2 separate regions of the Homo sapiens genome follow, and region 1 is linked to region 2. A link is a loop called in an ENCODE intact Hi-C map of the cell type or tissue named here. Cell type or tissue: mammary epithelial cell. All regions are shown on one strand. Links, peaks and the distances in the headings refer to the core of each region. The heading gives the core; the rest is flanking DNA. Region 1 overlaps NEK10 (NIMA related kinase 10). Region 2 overlaps NEK10 (NIMA related kinase 10).

Evidence for each region. Peaks named below come from ENCODE experiments on the same cell type or tissue, not always from the same donor. Only the 100,000 strongest peaks of a DNase experiment are listed, where the experiment ranks them.
Region 1: a loop joins it to region 2, with 1.8 times the contacts of the local background. A loop is called at or near these places in 1 of 110 quality-filtered maps.

Annotation. Positions count from the first base shown.
Region 1 is chr3:27,165,016-27,169,416 of GRCh38, forward strand. All of the region lies in intron 29 of NEK10 (NIMA related kinase 10), which reads right to left. Among named protein-coding and RNA genes, the nearest start is that of NEK10, 200 kb to the right of the region's middle. In mammary epithelial cell, for the core only: no CTCF peak of the experiment used is centred there; a DNase peak (open chromatin) is centred at 2,046.
Region 2 is chr3:27,223,209-27,227,609 of GRCh38, forward strand. The region is part of intron 23 of NEK10 (NIMA related kinase 10); the gene reads right to left. Among named protein-coding and RNA genes, the nearest start is that of NEK10, 140 kb to the right of the region's middle. In mammary epithelial cell, for the core only: no CTCF peak of the experiment used is centred there; no DNase peak of the experiment used is centred there.

The DNA of each region.
Region 1 (4,401 bases), core at 285-4,284, 58 kb before region 2:
ATTTTAAATTCCTCTTTAATAAACTTTAGGGAATCTTCAAAAAGAACAATTACACATTCATTCATTCATTCAAGAAATATTTATTAAATGCCCACGATGTGTAGCCACCATGCTAGACACTGGAGATGGGATGGTGAAAATAAATAGTTTCCACAGTCTTAGAATTTACAAGATTGCATAGAGATAGCAGAAAATAAAATGTCAATTTCTCTGGAAATTATATCACTAACCGCAAGAAAATATAGTCATCTGAAATTTCAAAATAGAACAGACTCATTGTCACCAGAAGTGACAGCTTTTAACTATGCAATTGTTGGGTTCACAGATGGACAAATGGTTGAAATTATGCAGAGCCTGGGGGAAGTCTGCCTCTAGATTGAACCACATTGAATGTTTATGCCCAATAGAGCATTACGGCTACAGAGGGTGGTGTTCCCATCGTATCACAAGCTGGAAAATATACCAAAGTGGTTTCACACAGAGAACATTCCAGAAATAGTTTCTGGTGAAGAGGCTTAACATATTACTGTTTGTGTTCTCTGAAAATTTTGAAATGGGCATTGACCAACAGCACTTCAGGCCAATGGAAGAATTTCAGAAAAATAGAAGGCTGAAAGAATTCTAAAAGGCCATCCCTTCCAGCTCTCTTCAGACCTAGTGTGACCTCATCTGGAATTAATAAGGCAAAAGAGAAACTGAAGTGCTGAAAATGAGTGTTAGCCTACAATTTCCACCCCAAAACACTAACAGATAAAGTGAATAATCTAGGAATTAGCATCGTAATTTTTTAAATAGACTTTTCGCTGAATTAAGTCAAGAGCACGGTGAATTATTTGGATAATAATTTTGCCAGCAGAGTCCTGGCCAAGAAGAAGATGAAGCCCTAGAATATCATCTCTCATAAGAATTCCTTGAAATATGTATCTGAACAAAGAAAACATTTTCAAATACATTATAAGTGTATTCCATCATTTAATTCAATTGTGAAAAGTATCAATGCTATTTGATATTGATAAAAATAATTAAACCTTATGAAATGAGAGGTTTGGCTTACAATAGTAAGGTAATGCCTTCCGAAACTACTGCAGCCACACCATGTGAGCTAATGAGCATTTTATAGCTGAAGCTCTCTTTCAGGCAGTGACATTCATAAATATGTCCTGTGTGAATAAGCAACATTATGTAGCTTTGAGCTCTCCTATTTATCTATAATGTTAATAGAGTTGGTATCATGACAACAAAGTAGTATAATGCTCCTGTGGCTATCCCCTCCTACTCCAATAACAGCTAGAAACAAATGAGCAATAAACCAGGAAAGTATAGAACTATTACAGAAAAGAAACAAAGTGGTCTTACTATGTGTTTTTTTGTTTGTTTGTTTGTTTGTTTGTTTTAAGGCTGTTGGAGTGAGACATTAGCAGATGGGCCAGGTTGATTCTAGCAAGGAGTAATCATGCAGTATTTATTCAACCAAAGTAAAACCAGATACAGATTATGAAAAAGATGGAGGGAGAAGAGCTATAAGTAAAAATAAGCAAGACTTCCGCTTTTAAGAGGCAAGATCCACAGGTCCTGAAAATACACGAGGTCTTTCCAGTCACAAATATGAAGCTGAATTGTCACAAACATCCACAATCATCTTCACATATAAAGACTTAGAAAGGCCTGGCACGGTGGCTTATGCCTGCAATCCTACCACTTTGGGAGGCCCAGGGGGGTGGATCACCTGAAGTCAAGAGTTCGAGACCAGCCTGGTCAACATGGTGAAACCCCATCTCTACTAAAAATACAAAAATTAGCTGGGTGTGGTGGCAGGAGCCTATAATCCCAGCTACTAGGGAGGCTGGGGCAGGAGAACCGCTGGAACCCAGCAGGCCGAGGTTGCAGTGAGCTGAGATGGCACCACTGCACTCCAGCCTGGGTGAAAGAGCAAAATTCTGTCTCAAAAAAAAAAAGATTTAGACTTAGGAGCACACTGCCAAATACAATTATGCATACACTGATGAATCAAAAAAGTTGTGAACCACAGGCATCTCTGATACCACAAACATCCAGTGTCTCAAACCAGCCTGCCAACTATACCCTGTTGCCTTGGTGACAGAAGGCAAGCAGACGTGGAGAAATCTGGTTGCCGGAGCAACAGGATCCTTTAAAAAAAAAAAAATGTGCCTTAAGCTGTGGCTATGGCAAAGGCTGTCAGTAGGCAAGATTTCAGTCCTTGGTAATGAGATAAAGAATTTACACTGAGATAACAGTCACAGTCATTCATCTATTAATTAACAAGTATCTGTAGGTTGGTACCTATGTGCAATACACTGTGCCCTGGAGAATGCAAAGATGAATTAGGCATAGTTTGGCGCAGGCCTGGCACACAGTAATAAATATCCATCAATTAAACAAATGAATGAAGGTTCTTAAGATGGTCGTAAAACAATGACTAAATTTTACTAGGACCTGAGAATATGTGACAAAGAGGCTGAAGCCCCAGTGAGCATTATCAAGTTCCACTATACAGAGTATTTTATTTATAAGTTGAAATAACATGCTATGACTTGCTGGATTAGAATCCTCAATGTGTATATACTAGGTCAGCCTATGAAACTCGCATAAAAACTGGTAAAAGTCAAGCCCATTCTTAATGCCTTCCTAGCAAATAGTAATAGATATAAAAGATTTCATATCAAGTTTGAAAATGATTAAAGTTGGAAATTTCAAAGAAATTGGGGCTTATTCCTCTCTTGATCTTGCCATTAACTATATTCCTTAAAAAAAGTTTTATCAACTGATGATGGCTTGGATTCCGAGGTGCCTTCCAGTTCTAATATTATTCTCCAGCCTTGAGACTTCAAAACTTTTCTGAGCAGGCAGGGGCTATCCCTCCTAGTTCCATTTGCTCATGTTGTATCCATTTGTCTGGCTCATTTGCCCAAAAGCATATCCTAAGTTATTAGGGAGTTACGTTAGTTTTTCCGCAAGCAATTGGTTTAAATCTGGCTCCTGATATCTGATATCTGACCAAAGTTATGAGTTTATGCTTAAGCTTTCTCTTGGTACTATTAATATTTAGCCAGGGCCACGTCTGACTTCTATATTTTGGAGGCTGTGGTCAGAACAGGTATGTACTTCCCTGTGACTTCTCTCATTGGGCCTTTTTAAAGAGTCAGTAAGGGTCCCCAAGTGGGAGAGCTGCCTAGGGTCTCCTTGAAATTGTTATACCATTTTATACATGGCACAGAATAGGAAAAAAAAAAAAGAAAAAGAAAACCCTCTACAGGCTTGATTTTCAATTTATTTTTATTCTATTATGTAGCTTTGCTATCTTCTTTTATATTCAAACTTCTTATTTAGCTTCTAAATATTTTGCAGGATGGGTTCACATTTCACATTAATAAACAAAGAAACCCAGGAAAATCCTAAACAAATTAGACTGCAAATAACTTTAGCTCTATTTAACGTTCTTTAAAGAATTATAAATACATTTTGGGATTGTCTCCTTTTAATTCAGAGAAGCCCCAGGGATTACCTGGGAGGGAGTCAAAAGTTATTAATTTTCTCTCCTCTTATTTGGCATAAATCAAAGGCTGTCTTTTATCATTTATTTTCTTCTGAAGTCGGCCCTTGTCTTCCCATTTTGCTGTGAGCTCCCTGAAGGAAGACAGCTTGTCTTAAACAAACCTGTGTTCCCTGGTGGCATGTCACGCTGTATTACCACATTTCATGGCACAATTTTACAAATGTTGCTTTAGGTCAGGTCCTGTTCACCTTGGAACATACTTTCCAAAACATCAACTTCAATGTATGGGCCACTTTCCATATCCATCTGTTGACTTGGTCATAACCCCAAGTTAAAGCTTGTTCTATACCCCTGTTTCAATGATCTTCAGATTAAACCTTGCCTTTCTGCTGATTCTAGCTTATCCAATTTGTTATAAAGTATTTAGTTAATGACTAGCTTTTTAAAAGCCATCTCAAGCTCTAAAAGATATAGACCATATGGGGTTTTTGTTTGGTTTTGAAGGGGTGGACATCAACCGGATTTGTGCAAATAAGACAATTTTCCATGGATCCTTTAAAAAAATAGTAGAATTATTTTTGACAGGGCCAAGATACCTACATTCATCTGATTGGAAATTGTCATTTTAACATAAAACTCACTTAATTGGGAGTACATCATATATCATAATTTACTTTTGAACTAAAATACTTGCTTTGTTAGCAATAGAAAGTCAGTAAGTGAGGAATGAGGAATGTTGGGTACTAGCAAGCCCTAAAGATCCTTTGGAATATCTTCTAACTCAGATCTCCAGTCCCCACAAACACCCACTGTGGTTCTCTTTGGCATTTTGGAGTACTTTTCTTTCCCCTGCCCTCCCCATTACTTCTGACCATGACTCCTCTGCA
Region 2 (4,401 bases), core at 281-4,280:
ACATCTTTATCCTCTTCCTCCATCAACGGCTCTTTCCTGTCTGGAAACAAGGATCGTCAAGTCTCCTGATTTCTAACCACACCTCCTGTTCTCATATTTCATCATAGCACAGTTTTCCTCTATTGGCTGTTGCCACAGTTCTACCTACCATTGCTTGTCATGATCCCCCTGTACCCCAGCCCTTACCACTCCCCTGAAACCTCTCTGGATAACCATTGTCCATCTGCACATCCAAGGGATACTCTTCCATCCTTTACATGGACGCATATGAAATCACCATATAAAAACAATTCTCAATACCTGGCTGCTCTGTAATACTACTGAGCTTAGAAAAGCATTGCGTTCCTCCTTGGGAACTTTCTCACATCGTGTCTGACACTACTTTCTTCTAGTTTTTTTTCTTTTGAACTTCCTGTCTGCCTACTCCTTGTAAGTCACCCCAACCTTCCTGTCTCTGTGTTTGCCTCTTAAGCATTGTGGCTCCTCAAGGTTTTATTCATCACTTGTCTATTTCACAGCAAGTTTCACACAGATGCTGATGACCCTATGTCTCCTTACCAGCCAGAAACACTCCCCTGAGGCTCCAGAAACATATTTGGGTTGCTTATTGGACATAACAGTCTTACCATCTCAAAAGCAATTCAAACTCAACATACTCAAAACTAAATTAATCACTTCCTTTTCTCTGCAAATTCTATCCATGTCTTCTCTAATCATCAGGAAGTTTTGTGGGTTGGATTGTGTCCCCTGAAAAGATATGTTGAAGTCCTAACTCACAGTACCTGTGAATGTGATCTTGTTTGGAAAGAGGATCTTTGCAGAGGTAATCAAGTTAAGATGAGGTCATACTGCATAAGGGTGGGCCCTAATCCAATATGACTACTGTACTGAGAAAACAGACACACAGGCATAGACACACAGAGAATGCCAGGTGAGGCAGAGACAAGAGTGATGTCTCTTGTCAAGTATTTCCCTTCCCAGATCTGTCCTGTCCCAACTGCCTCCCCGGCTTTTGGTAGCCTGTTCAATGGACAGTCCCATTTCTTAACACTTTCAGCTGTCTGGCTTCTTAGGGTGAGGGCTGGCTTCCAGCATGAGTTCCCTCATGGCAGTCTGGTGAGAGCTGTAGCAGCTTCTGTACCCAGGCCCCTGCCAACTGCTCTACAAGAGGTGCTGGCTGCATACTCCCGCCCCCACAACACTTCCAGTGGGGTTGAGTAACCAAAAGAATCTGGAGGTTAAATAAGGCCTATGGGCAAACTTTCATCAATGAGAGACAGGAAATGAATTATTCTTCCTTCCCTCCCACAATCGACTCTTCTAATGCACAGAAGTCCCATAAGATCTGTCCAGAGACATCTCCCATGACCAAGTAAATGCTGCTTCTTAATAAAGCTGTGACAAGCTCAGTAACAGTACATTGTATTTGCTGTCCTTCCTTCCCTTCTTTGTTTCTTGTTTTTTTCCTTACTCTCACTACCCTGGGATTACTACCTCTCCTCTCCAATAAAAAGCTCACATGTAAGCTCCGTTTTCTATGGAACCCGGGCTAAGATAGCAAGTTGCTTAAACATCATTTTTTCTCTTCTAAAAATAGAGATAATGATGGCTCTTCTCATAGGACCACCAAAAGTATTATATTAGACAATATCTGAAAAGCACAGTAACTTGAAATAGTTAGTGCTCACAAAATGTCACTTGTTACTATTAATTATAACTACATGAAGATCCAGAGCTATTTTTGCATTCTTCTCCCACTGTGTTAGTCCAGGTTCTCTAGAAGGACAGAGATAATGGAATCGATATGTATATAAAGGGGAGTTTATTAAGTGTTAACTTACACAATTGCAAGGTCCCACAATAGGCAGTCTGCAGGCTGAGGAGCAAGGAGAGTCAGTCGGAGTTCCAAAACTAAAGAACTTGGAGTCCAGTGTTCAAGGGCAGGAAGCATCCAGCATGGGAGAAAGATGAAGGCTGGGAGGTTAGGCCAGTCTCTCTTTCCACACTTTTCTGCCTGCTTATATTCTGGCCATGCTGGCAGCTGATTAGATGGTGCCCACCAAGATTAAGGGTGGGTCTACCTTTCCCAGCCCACTGACTCAAATGTTAATCTCCTTTGGCAACATCCTCACAGACACAACCAGGATCAATACTTTGTATCCTTCAATCCAATCAAGTTGACACTCAGTATTAACCATCACACCCACTTTGTTACAGGAAGAAGAAACTGGAGAATGTGCACATAATGTCCCCTCTTTTCTTTAATCCTTATTGTGCTACATTAAAAACCATTACCACTGTACCTTGTGCTATAGAAGCATTAAAGTTCATTTACACAGGAAAACACTTATTAAAGGCTGTTAGGAAGCTTACAAAGTCCCTGGAGTACCCAGCAGTCAGGCTTGAAGGCCATACGGGGAGGGACAAAGCTTTAGCCAACATTGTATTGGGTCAGGCACAACTTGTACCACTGACAGTGGAAAGTAGACCCAATCCTGCCATCTTCCAACACCACCCTTTCCCCTGGCCCAAACTGGACTCTAGCCAATACATACTTTCTCCCATTTCTCACTTGCAAATCCAAGTCTTGCTGACGTAATCTGATTGATGGAGTCTAAGTCACATGGTTGTGTTTCAGCTGCAAGGAGGCTAAGATTACACATTTTTCTGTTGACTTGCTTAAGGAAAAGATATTCATAAGGTAGGAAGTCCCCCCCAGATATAGGAAATGAGTTCATAAGATTAACTGACCAGCCAGAAAATATGACAAATGTACACTGTATGTCTACTTGAAGAAATGTCCCAAACCAAATAAAATACGGTTACAATATTTTTTTTTTTGAGACGGAGTCTCGCTCTGTTGCCCAGGCTGGAGTGCAGTGGCATGATCTTGGCTCACTGCAAGCTCTGCCTCCTGGGTTCACATCATTCTCCTGCCTCAGCCTCCGGAGTAGCTAGGACTACAGGCGCCCGCCACTACGCCCGGCTATTTTTTTTTTTTCTTTTTTTTGTATTTTTAGTAGAGACAGGGTTTCACCGTGTTAGCCAGGATGGTCTAGATCTCCTGACCTTGTGACCTGCCTGCCTCGGCCTCCCAAAGTGCTAGGATTACAGGCGTGAGCCACCGTGCCTGGCCACAGTTTTTAAAAAAAAGAAAGAAAGAAAGAAAGACTGAAAGAGAAAGAGGAAGGTGGGAATAATCTACTTATTGAGGGAATTCTGGCAAAGTATATTCCATGTCTAGGTAGTCCATAGTGCACTAGCTATTTCTTGAGTGGACCTAACGGCTGCTGCAGAGGTCACAGTAACGCTTTCAGATGCCCTGGGCAAAGTGGGCTAAATGCTTTTTAACTCTGGGTCACCTCTTTCTAGCCCTCAGTTGACTCCAAAGAGTAATTACAACTCATAGTGAACAGAGGCAAATTCGTCTCAGGCTCAACATTAATAATTTACCATTAGTTATAAATCTTAAAAGAAAACATTCCCTGGCCAATGCACATATCTAATATTAAGATGATAAGATTTTTATTCTTAGAAAAAAAGATATATGAAAAAATGGAAATAAAAATACTTGAAGGAGGAAAACAAACCACTTCTATCAACTATATCCTTATCAGTTATACCACAAAATAATCTTATTATCAAACACACAATCCTAAAATTACAGGTTATTTCCCCTCCTGTATTACATATGTATAGAATAACTAACCAAGGATTTTTAATTCTTTCTTCAAAGTGTATATCCTACCTCCCATTTCTTTTTATTCTCATTGCCAACAAGTCCAAATCAGCCCACCCCTAAATTATTACAAAAGCCTTACTCCCTTAAGTGCTTTCATTCATTTATTCATTCATTCATTTATTCATTGAACAAGCATTTTCTGAGCACTTGCTATGTACCAAGTCCTCTTTTTCATGGATTATTTTTCTAATGGGAAAAATGACAGAATGCTAGTAAATTGGTAGAAGCAAACTAATGGAGGTGTAGAAATTGATACATGACAGAGAATTGCTGGAGTGATGCCCTTGAGGAAATGGACAGACAGGAGGAGGGGTGGCCTTCACCAGGACCATGGAAGCAGAGTCGCATGAGAAAAGGTCGGTTACAGGAACACAGGTATGGGTAAGGGGAAAGACATGGAAGCAGGAGCTTGTGGAAGTTCTCTTCCATAGCTCCCAGCTTCTCCGCGAAGTAGGGAGCAGGCTCATTAGCATAAAGGTTAGAGTCAAAACTTCTTCCTCCTGCCAAATCCTCCTAATCCAAACATTAATTATAGTCAAACACCTCCTCCTCAGACATCGGGCACATATTGACTTCCCATTTCACGGACCTCCTGCAGCCCCTTCAACTCCTGTGACCTTCCCAGGCTTGCTCTGCTGTTCCCTACTGACATGGTGGCT